Linked DNA regions of Homo sapiens: region 1 is linked to region 2. The links are chromatin contacts, found by Hi-C in ENCODE. All regions are on one chromosome and are shown on one strand. The core of a region is the stretch at or near the end of the contact, and the rest is flanking DNA. Distances in the headings are between cores, read along the strand shown.

What was found. A loop is a pair of places that touch in the nucleus more often than their neighbours do. Pooled maps may share reads with other maps.
Region 1: a map with no recorded cell type shows a loop between it and region 2 (8-fold over the local background). The contact joins two enhancer-like sites. A Hi-C loop is called at or near these places in 2 of 37 single-sample maps with no recorded cell type and 2 of 50 pooled maps.

The regions. Positions count from the first base shown.
Region 1 is chr2:46,485,884-46,492,793 of GRCh38, reverse strand. No RefSeq gene overlaps it. Among named protein-coding and RNA genes, the nearest start is that of TMEM247, 9.8 kb to the right of the region's middle. RefSeq lists enhancers at 1,841-1,890, 2,001-2,060, 1,690-2,222, 2,081-2,380, 2,223-2,755. Within about 2 kb of position 2,058, at least 17 of the 41 ENCODE cell types and tissues checked have a DNase peak (open chromatin) inside an H3K27ac peak, as active enhancers do.
Region 2 is chr2:45,725,091-45,732,428 of GRCh38, reverse strand. All of the region lies in intron 1 of PRKCE (protein kinase C epsilon), which reads right to left. Among named protein-coding and RNA genes, the nearest start is that of PRKCE-AS1, 53 kb to the right of the region's middle. RefSeq lists enhancers at 2,093-2,232, 2,613-2,692. Within about 2 kb of position 3,173, at least 5 of the 41 ENCODE cell types and tissues checked have a DNase peak (open chromatin) inside an H3K27ac peak, as active enhancers do.

The DNA.
Region 1 (6,910 bases), core at 809-3,308, 760 kb before region 2:
TATGGGCTTTATGTATGTGAGGCTATGGAGATTGCTCAGAAGTGAAAGTCAGCCTGAGTGAACTGTATAGGGTTTCTCTCTTACCCAACCACCTCCCTCTTCTTTCTTATACCTACTCCTGTCTCAGAGTGGACATACCAACCTGGTCTTCAGAAAAAGAGCCAGGCATAGCAGATTGAAGAGGGAAGACCCCAGGCTGCCAGTTACAGACTGACTCTCCCGTCTTAGGGGACCTAGGAGAGGACATGGGGTGGGATCCAGAGGGAGTTACCGAGGCCTTTGAGTATAGATCTGCTGCCACTCATGAAATGGCAGGTGTGTGGGTCAGGTGGGCCAGTGAGTGAGGCCTTACATCTGTCCCCTCTCAAAGACATTTTCCTCCTTAGCGCTTGGTGAGGGAAGTGTGGGAACACAGGAGGGCAAGGCTGCAGTGAGCCGAGATTGCGCCACTGCACTCCAGCACCGGTGACAGAGCGAGACCCTGTCTCAAAAAAACAGAACAAAACAAACAAAAAAGAAACACGGGAACAGTTAGAATAAAAGGGTAGATTCATAAGCAGAAAAACTCTGGAGCCACTACCCCAGCTACACATATCTAGAGAGATATACAGGGGGCCACACAATGCCATCTGAAATGGAGTAGCAGTTCTCTTCCCATGTTATCAAACCAGCTCGGAACCTTTGTTCACAAACCTAAATGAATGAGACGCAGCACGGTTCTTTGTTTTCTTCCAATCATCTTTCAGCTCCTTGCCACACTTGGTCTCTGGTACCTCCTGGCTGAGCAAGCTTGGGCAATTCCTGAACCTCTCGGAGTCTGATTTCTCATCAGCAAAGTGGGCGTCATGGGCTGAATTATCTCCCCTCAAAATTCAAGTGTTGAAGTCCTAACCCCCGAAACCTCAGAATGTGACCTCATCTGGAGATAGGGGCTTTAGACTACGTACTGGGTACAGTGTACACTGCTCGGGTGATGGGTGCACCAAAATCTCAGAGATCACCACTATAGAACTTATCCATGTAATCAAAAACCACCTGTACCCCAAAAACTATTGAAATCAAAAAAAGAAGTCATGGCGTTAAAATGAGGGCTTAATCCAATCTGACTGGTGTCCTTGGAAGAGGAAATTTGGACATTCAGAGAGACACCAGGGATGCACACAGAGAGGAAGACCACGTGGGGATGCAGTGAGAAGGCAGCAGCCATCTGCAAGCCGAGAGAGGCCTCAGAGGAAACCAAACCTGCCAACACCTTGATCTTGGACTTTCAACTTCCAGAACTGTGGACAAATGAGCATCTGTTGCTGAAGCCACCCAGTTTGTGGTATTTTGTTAGAGCAGCCTGGGCAGATTAATCTAGTGCGTACCAGTGCTCCTTCATGGAGGGCTATGGGATAAAATAGATGACATGAGAGTGTTGGACAGGGTACAATACATCCTAGGTATTCGGCAAGGGTGAGCTTCCTTTTCAAGAAGCCGTCACAGAATGCTTTAGCTCACAGAGCCTTTCTCAGATCGTCTCTTACACTCCTTCTGTTTATTTGATTGATCAATCATTGCTCCTTAATCACTGATTGAGCTCTGTGGTCTGGTTGTTGAACCCTGGCAATGGGTGGTCTGTGCAGCCACACTATTTGCTGCTCTTGCACTTCCAAGACCTGAAGCTAGAGCTGGTGCTCAGAGAAGAGCTGCCCCATGGTAGCAAGTGTCTGTCACTGGCTCTTTCTGGGGCAGAGGGAAGCTCCTGAAACCCTGCCCTCCCCACCTCCTCCACCAAGGGTCCCCCTGCTCAGCACTTTCTGCATGGCTTCCTGGTGGCTGTCTTCCAAGGCCTGCTTTCTGCCCCAGGACCTTACAAAGGCTGCTTTGATGAAAAGTTTGAGGCAAAGTGACTGTGTCATTTGATACAAGAGGCTCAAGGGGGTAAAAAGTGTAGCTTTCTTCTATTTTTGGATTTTCTAGCCCAGCGGAGAATGATCAGCTGAATGGGACTGGGGCGGAAGCCAGGAGCAGAGGGAGGAAATGCACCCAAGCTGGAGAGCCCCTGTGATTAGCAGCTGGAAGCCTAGAGCGTGACCTGCTTGTGAAGAGGCGCCTCTGCAGGCAGACTCTGCGCCCAGAGCTGGAAGGCATGCAGGGGCCACTTGCCCTGGGGCCACCAGACTCCTTCCTCCAATGGCCTGCTCCAACGGTCCCTGCCCCTGCAAAATGCACAGAGCCTGCTCCCTCCCTCCCTCCTGTTGATGGAGTACAGGCCAAGGATAGTCACTCTCTGGGTGAGATTTGAGAGGCACCACAAAAGCCCCTTAACCCTGGGGTCTCCGTCATCCACCGCCAGGGCAGTGGCACAGGGCCCTGCTCTCAGTGGGGGCTCTCCACATGGCTTAATGCTCTGCTGTCACCGTCGTGGAATTCATGATGGGACACTGCATTGTCCTCTTGCACTGGGCCCACAAATTCAGGAGCCGGACCTCCCCACCTCTCCCAGTTCTTGAAATTCAGGTTAGCAGTCACTTCCCTTCCCTGCTCTGGCTGATACCTCTCATCTGTGTAGCTTCTTATTCACCACCAGCCTCCACCTTGTTATCTCACTAATTGTCACTATAACCCTGTGAGGGACTGACATCTCTCTGACTCGTGGCCCTTTGTAGGATTTGCCCCACGAGCTCAGGCCTTTTGATGCCACCCCTTTGCTCTCTTTGAGGAACAAAAATGCCTACCTCCTGAAGCTATCTGTAATCCCCTCCTACTTAAGTGTAAGAAATTTGCAAGTCCGAAACCCATCCTCCACTTCACTCTTAAGAGCCTAAAAAGCCCTCTGAGGGCGCTTAATAAATACTAACTAATGAACCTGCAGCTGCTGCTCCTTTGGCTAATTAAATCTAAGTAAATCACAGACTTTGAATTATGCAACAAGGCTTGGCCAAAACAGCTTAAAAATGTGGGAGCCCTAGCTTTTCTGCTGTGCCCTGTGGAAAAATCCCATCTTTTAATCATGCTTAACCTTCCTGAAGAACAGCAGCAACCTTTAAATAATGAATGAACGTATATTAGCAAGATTTCCCCAAAGCTACACGTGGGAGTCAGATCAAAAAAGGGACAGAAGCAGACACAGGCCTGAGGGCATTCTGGAACTTTCTGCTCAGCCCTGGCCTGCAGGGTGAAATCATTTGGTTCCCCAGAAGCCCAGAGCATGAACTGGTGAAAGGGAGGAGGGGCAGATATGCTGCCACAGGCTCAGCTTCCTGATGTGGCACAGTAAGCTCCTGCCACCCCTAGCCTGCGGCAGAGGTTAATGGAAACCCCATAGCACTTCTGAAGGGCTGTGCACTCGGTTGTTCTCCCTCTCATTCCCCCTAGAAGACCCTCCTGGCCAAGAGCATTGTCTTCATAAAGAGAACAGATTTTGTTTTTTTTTTTTTTTTCTGGTAGGGTCTTGCTCTGTCCCCCAGGCTGGAGTGCAGTGGCACGATCACAGCTCACTGCAGCCTCAACCTCCCAGGCTCAAGTGATCCTCCCTTGTTAGCCTTCCCAGTAGCTGGGACAGCAGGTGCATGCCACCGTACCTGGCTTTTTTTTTTTTGGAGATATGGGATCTCCCTATGTTGCCTTGCCTAGTCTTGAGCTCTTGGGCTCCTGCCTCGGCCTCCCAAATGGCCGAGATTACAGACGTGAGCCACCGCGCTAGCCCAGGACAGACCAGGACAGATTGCATTGAGTCTCATCACCTATAACAGGCTTCCCAGACTTTAAGATGCATATGAATTGCTGGGGGCTGGTGGGTACTGTCAAACCACATCTGCTTCAGTGGGTCTGGGGCAGGGTCTGGGATGCTGCATTTCTAAGACGCCGATGCTGCTGATCCACAGATCACACATTGAAGAGCAAGGATTTAGGTCTTTCAACCCTGATTGCTTATTAGAATCAACTGGGGCACTTGTAAGGCTAACAAATCATCTCTGGATGTCATCTCAGATCAATTAAATCAGAATTTCTCGAACAATCTCTAGACTTTGGTCCTTCTTTTTTCTGAGTTAGAGTCTAGATAATTTAGAGGTCGCCCAAATGAAGCCTAGAAAACTTAACTGACTTGCTTACTTACAAGTCATCTGCTAACTTGGGACTAGAAATAGACATGGCAGGAAAGTGGCCTTTGGAATCAAGGCTTAACCCTCCTGCCCCCGAGTCTCTCCAACTGTAGTCCTGTCCTTGGGCTCAGGAGGGCAGCCTACAATATTCCATTTAGGGAACAGGAGAGATTTTCCCATCTTTCTCTCCCTAAGCCTGCCTGAAACTTTACTATTAGTGCTTCATTATTTGGGCTGAAGCTTAGTGGTCCTTTGCAATGAGTGCAATCTCTTATACATAGACTTTAGCAGCTTGGTGTCCATAGGATGATCACAGTCCCCTGACTGTCTCTGGGCTCTGCTCTGTGGGATCTGGGATCAGGAAGGGAAGGGGCTCTGGAGTCCAACTTGCCTCCCCTTGCAGCTCTGCTGAGGGCACCCAGCACAGAGAGGAGTGCCCTTCCCAGTCTGCTGCCCTGATTGTGTCAGGTCATGGGCTTCAGGCAGAGGTCAGGAGGATGAAGGCAGAGTGGCTCCAGGCGTGTGGCCAGGGAAAACCATGACCTCCCTGCTGTGGTATGCAGTACTCTTCCTTAAAGCAGAGTGCAGCAGTGGCCCGGCCCAGATTGGCTACGGCTGTGCTCCATCTGATGGTTTCAACCCCATCAAGGCTTTCTGGCTCAGCAGCTCAGGAAGGGAGTGGGAGCTGGGCCTAAGGAATTAGGGATGATACACCAGTTATTTGCTTAATTCAGTATCTCCCCCCTCCACTCATACTATCAGAATTCTAATTCTGTTTGAGGCTGCAACAGTGTCCACGCAAAAACCTTACCACCTCAGACACCCTACAGATAGGTGCAGCCACATGACCTTAGTTTGACCAATGGCACGGAAGCAGAAGTCTCTGGGTGGGGCTTCCTGGGATGCTTTTAAAAGGCGGCTCCTTTTCTGACCTGGAGTAACGGACCTGGTACTTGGAGCTGCTTCAGCCAACTTGACACTGAGGCGGGAAGCCATGGGCTGAGGATAAGAGCCCTGTGGTGGTGGAGGAAGGCACCACCTGAGTCCTCTATGACTTCTGAGAGCAGTTTCACCAGCCGTGGATGGACTACCTGGGACTTCTTGGTATGTGAGCAACACAAACCTCTATTTGGTGAAGCCATTGTGGCTGGATTTCTTTTACAGCTGAAAGTAATCCTCAAACGCAGGACCTCAGAAAGTTTTTGGTCTGGAAACGGGAAGGTCCAGGCAAAAAAGCGGCCCCCAGGAATTAAAGGAGGAGGAAGGCTTTTATTTATCTGTTTTGAATTACTATTCCACTCTATAATCTTTAGTGTATTGCCTATTTCCCAAGGGATTAAGTTTATATTCCTCAGACCAATATTCAAGGCTCCCTAACACTTAGCCCCAAACCAATTTTCCAGGCCTGTTACCTTGTACACCATTCCCTGGAGCAAGAGTGACCCTTCCCTCCTGGATACACGTTACACACTCCCACCCTAATCTTCATTTGTGTGAGGTATCCCTCCTGATTTCCACCTGTTCGGGCTTACCTAGCCTTATGAGCTCGTCTTTTAAGAAGACTTCCTCTATCACCCAGGGCTCCAGGGAGCTCTTCTATGATCTCGTTTATAGCTGAGGTCTGTGTACTGATAGCTGCTTTACATTTTCATGTGTGTTAAACTCATCTCCCCAGCAAGGTTGTGAGATCCTCCCAAGGTAGGATCTTGGGAGCAGGGTAACATGGAAAGAACATGTGCTCTGGGATGATCTCAGTTAAGTCTAACGTCTCTGAACCTCGGTATCCCTGGCTGTGAAGTGGAGATGATATACATTTCTACCTGCAGGGTTTTGGTGAAGATAGCCTCCTTAGGGACTTAGGGCGCATGGTATGTTAGCATTGGTGCTGAAGAGGCGCTTGTACATTGGCTTGTTACCTGGCTGGTAACTGCTTAGCTGGGCCTTTTTCCTATCCTTTGCCTCCCTCTCTCTTCTGATTTTCTGCTTTGCATTTGAATCAGAAGATCTGTTCTAAGTTTAGGGAGTGACCATGAGTAGTTCTCATTTTCCTAGAGGGCAGATCTGAGGCTAGTGGCTTCAGTATTCAAACACAATAGGGAAGAGTAGATTTCATGCCTGTGGCTAAACATGTGGGATGAGATGCTCACTTAACCGTTCAGGGGAGTTTACTTTCTCTGAAGATTAAGAAAAATGAATGTATTTAAGTCTAGTTTTACCTGGCAACAGATGGATGGATTAAATGACCTTACGCACTTGGGTGTTTTGGTTTGTGTGTGTGTGTGTGTGTGTTTTATAAATGCCCAGTTCTGTCTGCTCTAAGAAGGTAAACAGGTGGACCTTAAACTTTTTGCTATCCTTATCTCCATCTCTCTCACCTCAACCCCATGGGGCAGAAACCCAGATCAAATAAAATGATCAGAAGAAGTGACCCATACCACAACGGCCCTTCCTTGAAAGTTTAATGAGAAATGATACTTTTATCACTTCCAAATTAAGTACCTGTCACATGCAGCTATCAATGGGATTGGATATATGGAGTTGGGTGGGAAATGAGAAGTCACCATGGACTTACATGGCATGATAATGTGTACTGACATTGAAGTCCCAAGGCAGTCATTTTTTTCACGTGATTTTACTGAGAGTCGCTCGAGAGCCCAATGAGACAGAAACTTATTCTCTTGTCACTCTTAAGGCAGAGCCCTATGCCAGAGGAGAGAAGGGGTCAGTAAAGACTTGATTAATTGCACAGCTGTGTCCAGCCTCATTCAGTTTGCCACATTATCACTAAAGTGTCCTGTGGCACAGCCAGCCATCGTGGCTGG
Region 2 (7,338 bases), core at 1,924-4,423:
TTAGTAAGCTCCTGGTTATATGATAGGTACTCTGAAACATAAATCTGCCCTGTGAGTTGATACTAACATATGAAGAACCTCAACATATCCAAATATTTTAACACTAACAACCTGGGTAGAATGTACTTAAAATGGCATTCAGGGCTCACCTATAGAAAAACCTGAGTCCCTGAGACATGTCTGTCCCTAGCCTCCCGACATGGAGCCCTTTGCCTGCCCTAGGATGTCCAGGGCCCCCATATTCTTTCCTCCCTCTCCAATGACAGTCTGTTCCAAAAAAAAGCTCTCATAAATTTCATTTATACTGAGGTTCACATGACTGATAAGATGGTATGGCCCTTCTCTAGGACATCTGTATTTTAACTACTCATAACAAGGTTTAACTTACAGGAAAGACTTTCTAAGGGTGGAATTTCTAGGACTGTGGCTGACAGTGAAAATGGAGTTCTGTGGAGTAGGAGGTCATTCTGAAAGCCTAATTTGAATCACATGGCAGTCTGTAGCAGTAAAAAGCTCCAGGAATTGGCCAGGTACACTGGTTCATGTCTGTAAACCTAGCACTTTGGGAGGATACCTTGAGCCCAGGAGTTCAAGACCAGCCTGGGTAACACGGTGAGACCTTGTCTCTACAAAAAATTCTAGCCAGGTGTGGTGGCACACACCCATGGTCCCAGCTACTTGGGAGGCTGAGGTAGGAGCATCACTTGAGCCTAGGAGGTCAAGTCTGCAGGGAGCAATGTTTGCACCACTGCACTTCTTCCTGGGCAACAGAGTGAGACCCTGCCTCAAAAAAAAAAAAAAAAAAAAAAAATTCCAGGAATTCAGAAAATTCTTGGTTTTCAGGCTTAGGTTTCCCCATTAGTAACTACAAAATCCAAGACACTTAATGTCTCTGAGTCTCTTTCTCTCATGTCTAAAATGAACTTGAGAATTAAGGAAGGAAACTCAACTTCTCCCAGTTTCCTGAAGAGACTCAGTAAATGAAAAACCTCCAGACAAATGATTTTTACTCCATCTCCCCACTTCTTTTTTGGCATCTCTCCCAGGCCAGACATTTATACATCACACCTGCATGAGCCACAGAACTGATGGTCCTAAAATACTGACCAGAAAACCACAAGGAATGGAGCTGCTCTGTCTAAGTGAATGCTCTGAGCCCAAGAGGCTGAGTTGTCATAGGCAAAAACTGTGCATAACTCCATTAAGACACCCCTTGCTCTCCTGACACTAGCTGTAATAACCATCTTCCTCTCTAAACACAAAGGCCAATGCTAACTAATAACAGAAATCAACAGGCCCTAAACTCACCAGTCTCTAAACTGTCCACAGTAGCCACTTTCTGCCTGAGAGTTCTCCCTGGTTAGAGAACACCCAGGCTCCCACTATTCCCACATTCCTATTTCCTTCACTTCAAAATTTTCATTAACAGCTTCCACTTGTTCTTCCACACCAGTCAGATTTTCCTTTTAGATAAATCCAGGAATATCATTGCTCCATAAAGGTAAAAATGTATTTTTAAAAATGTTTTACAAATAACAGCACTCTGTCTCCCATGATCTGTCGGGCAGACACACAAAATTAATTTTTTAATGGAAATTTCCTTGGGAGAAGTGTCTCTTCAGAGACAGAAAAGAAACTGGTAGCTCTTGAAAATTAAAAATGTTGTGCTTGCCAGGCATGGTAGCTCACACCTGTAATCCTAGCACTTTGGGAGGCTGAGGCGGGTAGATAGCTTAAGGCCAGGAGTTTGAGACCAGCCTGGCCAATGGGGTGAAACCCTGTCTGTACTAAAAATACAAAAATTAGCCAGGTGTGGTGGTGCACACCTGTAATCCCACCTACTAAGGTGGCTGAGGCACAAGAATTGCCTGAACCCAGGAGGCAGAAGTCGCAGTGAGCCGAGATTGTGCCACTGTACTCGAGCCTGGGCAACAGGGTGAGACTCTGTCTCGGGAAAAAAAAAAAAAAAAAAATTACAACTGGTGGCTCACAGTTGTAATCCCAGAGCTTTGGGAGGCCAAGGTAGGAGGATCACTTGAGGCCAGGAGTTTGAGACCAGCCTGGGCAACACAGCAAGACTCCATCTCTACAAAAATAAAAAATAAAAAATTAGCTGGGTATGGTGGCCCACACCTGTAATCCTAGCTACCCAGGAGGCTGAGATGGGAGGGTTGTTTGAGCCCAAAAACTTGAGGTTACAGTGAGCACCACTGCACTCAAGTCTGGGTGACAGAGCGGAACCCTGTCTCTAAAAAATTTATTTTTCCAGTGTTGTGCTCTGTTGTCCCCAAACGGCTCTTCAAGCCTGGCGTCTATGGTAACATGACTGTAACCTCAGTGCTGCCCTGCTAATGTGTGGTTTCTGTTTTTCTTCCTCTTTTCAAATCCAAGGTTAACCAACGGACTCAAAACATCCATTCTTGTCAATGTTGTTGAACTATAAAAGTATGACTCTATACCCTTAAAAAATGCAAAATGCCCAGGACCCAAAGATCTCCTCCATGCTGATCTGTTCCTCTTTTAAGACTCCAGGTGGAGCTAGTAGGAACTGCACTCCAGGCTTTGAGCCATTGACAGATCTGCTCCCCTTGAGGCAAGGTGGACGTACTAGTTCTTCCTCCGGTCAAGGATGGCCAGAGCAGTCTGGACCCACTCTGGCCTAATCAGCATCAGCATACAGGCTCATCATCCATTACACTACCAATGTCCCTTGGAATATTTTCTGCTCAAACTTAAAAAATAAGCCCCCATGGAGGATACAGCCTAGAATCTCTAGTACAGATTCAAAAATAGCTGTATTCCTGAGTATGCACATCCCTTCAAAACGGTGTAAAAATTTTCAGAAGCCAAGGGTCAGTGATCACAGCCTCACTGGGGCCTAAAAATATCCTTCAGGCTATTGCTGTAGGAGGGGGAAAAGGAATCGGAAAGTAATGAAGGGGGACACATAGATGCATATGATGGAGGCTCCAGGGAGGGCCGAGCTGGCTTGATATCACATCTACACTGGCTGTCTCATAAGCGTATTAGGATCACACCCTTTGATAATAAAGAGGATGCAATGACCCCTGCTAAGAAGACACAGGCTTGAGCTGAGGATGGCTTTCATGGCACCTTTCATCTACTTTCTCTCTACTCTATCTTGCTCAGTCTCCCATAAGCCAGTGCAAACAGAGACTGCACTGTGTCCTCCACCGCCCTATGTGAATTAACCAGCAAGGATCCTGGTATAAGTGACGTGGTATCAGCTCCTTCGGGTCCCAAGGACAATGCCTCTGTTCCATTGATCAAGGCTTTGGAACTCCTTCCTTTGGAGTCCAGGCTTCCAAGTCATCATGGTAGCCATGGTCGGAATCCTACCTTGGCAAGTTGAGAGCAAGATCCCTGGTGGGGCAGTGAAAAAGAAAGACGATGGGAAGTGAGGGAAGAAGTGGGAATAGAGGCAGCCTCACTTGGCAAACACAGTGCAGCACAGCCTACCAGTTAGGAGCCAGTGCCCCAGTGCCACCGTATACTGAGTTCAAATCTTTGCTAACACCCAGCTCCAACACCCAACTCTAAACACATTACTCAACCTCTCTAACCTTAAAGGAGAGATGATGGTCATACCTTCCTCATACAGTTGTTATGAAAAATAAGTGACATGATGCATGAAAAGCACTCAGCACAGGGCCTCAATAATTAGCAGCTGTTATTGCTCAGATACTGAAAACAAACCATGAACTGGTGAAGACAGACCTCAACTTACAGTCAGGCAACCTGGGGGCTTTCAGTTCCCCATCTGTAAAACAAGGGGCTGAGAATGAAGGTTCCTTCCAGCTCAGACACTCTAGAAGTCTGTGACTAAGATACAAAGATTCCAGCGGCACGTGGGCATTACAACTGTAATATAAAATGACACCCAATAGCACTTGCACCACCCTCAAAGCAAGCAGCATGCACAAGAGGATACTGTGAAGAGTGCGTGTGTTTGGGCATGGGACTATTGGGGGAAGGGTTCTGGTGAAGAAGGGGCCAGTGAAATGGCATTGCTTAGATTGTTCTCTGGCTTGCTAGTCCAACATCCAGGAATGTTTCTGGCCTTCTAGGTATGAAGCAGGCAATTAGGGTCTTATAAAAATAAAAATAAAAAATTTCACTTAAAATCAAGAGGGAGAAATTTCTACTTGCCCTAACCTTGATCCTTTGCCCTTTGAAGCCAAAACAGATACTACCCTTAATTTATTTAGAGTAGCTTCTCACCCATCACCTTACTCCCTTGATGGGATACGAAGGACTTTCTGAAAGGATGTGGAGTCACACTTTGAAAAATACACTTACACAGAAGGAGCAGGCTTGAAAAGAAAAGATACGCTTAAACAGAAAGCGAGGCATGGTGTTTACTCAAGAGACCATCTCCCTCAGCCTGGTTTAAGCCAGTAAGGGCTTTATTTTCCATCTTGGCTTCCCAGAGTTTACTGTAAAAATACATGCCCTGGCTGGGCCCGGTGGCTCACGTCTGTAATCTCAGCACTTTGGGAGGCCGAGGCAGGCAGATCACGAGGTCAGGAGTTTGAGACCAGCCTGACCAACATGGTGAAACCCCGTCTCTACTAAAAATACAAAAATTAGCTGGGTGTGGTGGCGGGCACCTGTAATCCCAGCTACTCAGGAGGCTGAAGCGGGAGAATCGCTTGAACCCAGGAGCCAGCGGTTACAGTGAGCCGAGATCGCACCACTGCACTCTAGCCTGGGTGACAGAGCGAGACTCCGTCTTAAAAATAAAATAAAATAAAATAAAACACATGCCCCAATGTGAAGTCAAGAAGCAGAGTCCAACCAATGCAATGGCAAGAAACTAAAGGCATCAGGGAGCAAATGATGGCCAGCAGAACATCTGGGTGGAATGACAGATGTTGTACAAAAGCTTGGTCAAATCCTCTAAGCTACCTGGAATGCCCTCCCTCCTAGTCCAAATCCTCTTATCCTTATCCTTTAGGCAGAGTTTGAACCCCGTCCTCCGGGAAGCCCCCAGTGATCTCTCCCATTAGAGGTACCCACTCCCACTTTTGTGCACTGGTTGGACATACACAACATTCCGCCATTGCTTGTCTTCTACCTTCAATACACATCAGTTTCCATAAAAAGACTTCCAAAAGATCTTACTGTATCTCCCTTATCACCATGTATTTGGTTTATGCTAAATAAATAACTATGGCCTTAAGAGGTAGGTAAGCTGTTCTTGTCTACACAGTTTTCTACTCCGGAGAAGACTGCATCATTTGCCTAACAAGGATTAACTCTGCCCCATCACATAAAATTAACTTCACCTTGGGCAAACAGGGACTGTACTATGACATGCATCCAGGTATACATCTTTATCTAGAAAATTTGCTTAGCAAATGGCAGGTCTATTAATAAAAACTCTAAGGTCAAATCTCAAACTCAATAGAGCTTGTCAATATTAAGCCTTCGCATACATTTTTAATCTTATTTCCCATGAGGAAAGTAAGGGCCAGAAAGGTTAAGTGGTTTTCCCAAGGTCACCCAGCTAACAAGCAGCAAAGTCAGCCCTGGAATTCAGTTCTGCTTCTTTTTCCACCACCCTACAGCCACCCTACAAGCCCTCTATGTCACCTAGGAAAACAGGAGGGCTGATGACCGAGGCAATAGGATCAGTAGCCACAGGCTCCCAGGACATATCTGACCCCTTAAATCAGCAATATTTTTTAGAAGAATGTATCCTGAGAATCAAAAGTACAGGTATACATCAGAGATATTGAAGGTTCAGTTCCAGATAACTATAATAAAGCAAGTCATAAAAATATTTTGTTTCCCAGTGTACGTAAATTTATGTTTACACTATATGTAGTCTATTGTGTGTACGATGTAATTATGTCTAAAAATGTACATACTTTAATTGAAAAGTGCTTTATTGCTAAGAAAAATGCTAATGACCATCTGAGCCTTTAGCACACGTTGTAATCTTTTTGCTGCTGGGGAATCGTGCCTCGATGTTGACAGCTGCTGACTGATCAGGGTAGTGATTGCTGAAGGTCAGGGTGGCTGTGGCAACCCCACAGCAAGAAATTGCTATGCCAATTTCTTAAAATAAGACAATGAAGTTTGCCACATAATGGACTCTTCCTTTCACAAAAGATTTCTCTGTAGCATGTGACACTGTTTGATGGCATTTTCTGTCAAAATTGGAGTCAATCCTCTCAAACCTTGCTGCTGCTTTATCAGTGAATGTAATATTCTAAATCCTTTGTTGTCATTTCAACGTTATTCACAGAATCTTCACCAGGAATAGATTCTATCTCAAGAAACCACTTTCTTTGTTTTTCCCTAAGAAGCAACTCCTCATCCGTTCAAGTTTGGTCAAGAGACTGCAGCAATCCAGTCACATCGCCAGGCTCCATTTCTAATTCTAGTTCTCTTGCTATTTCTACCACATCTGCAGTGACTTTCCCAGCTGAAGTACTGAAACCCACAAAGTCATCCACGGAGCTGGAATTAACTTCCTCCAAATTTTTGATAATGTTGAAATTTTCACCTCCTCCCATGCATCATGAATGTGGGTTTTTTTGTTGTTGGTGGCGGTTTTTTGTTTTTTTTTTGAGATGGAGTCTCACTCTGTCAAGAGGCTAGAGTACAGTGATGTGATCTCGGTTCACTGCAACCTCCGCCTCCCGGGTTCAAGCGATCATCCTGCCTCAGCCTCCCAAGTAGCTGGGACTACAGGTGCGTGCCACCACGCCCAGCTAATTTTTATATTTTTAGTGGAGATGGAATTTCACCATGTTGGCCAGGATGGTCTCGATCTCTTGACCTCGTGATCTGCCCGCCTCGGTCTCCCAAAGTGCTGGGATTACAGATGTGAGTGTTCTTAATGGCATCTAGAATGGTGAATCCTTTCCAGAAGGTTTTCAATTGACTTTGCCCCAATCCATCAGAGAAATCAATATCTATGGCAGCTAAAGCCTTATGAAATGTATTTCTTAAACAATAAGACTTCAAAGTCAAAATTACTCCTTGATCCATGGGCTGTAGAATAGATGTTGTATTAGCAGGCATGAAAACAACATTAATCTCCTTGTACATCTCCATCAGAACTCCTGGTTGACTAGGTGCACTGTCAATGAACAGTAACATTTTGAAAGAAATCTTTTTCTGAGCAGGTCTCAATGGTGGGCTAAAATATTCAGTAAACCATGCTGTAAACAGATGTGCTATCATCCAGGCTTTGTTATTCCATTGACAGAGCACGAGCAGAATAGAATCAGCATAATTCTTAAGAATGTAAAGAATGGTAAATGAGCACTGGCTTCAACTTAAAGTCACCAGCTGTGTTAGCCC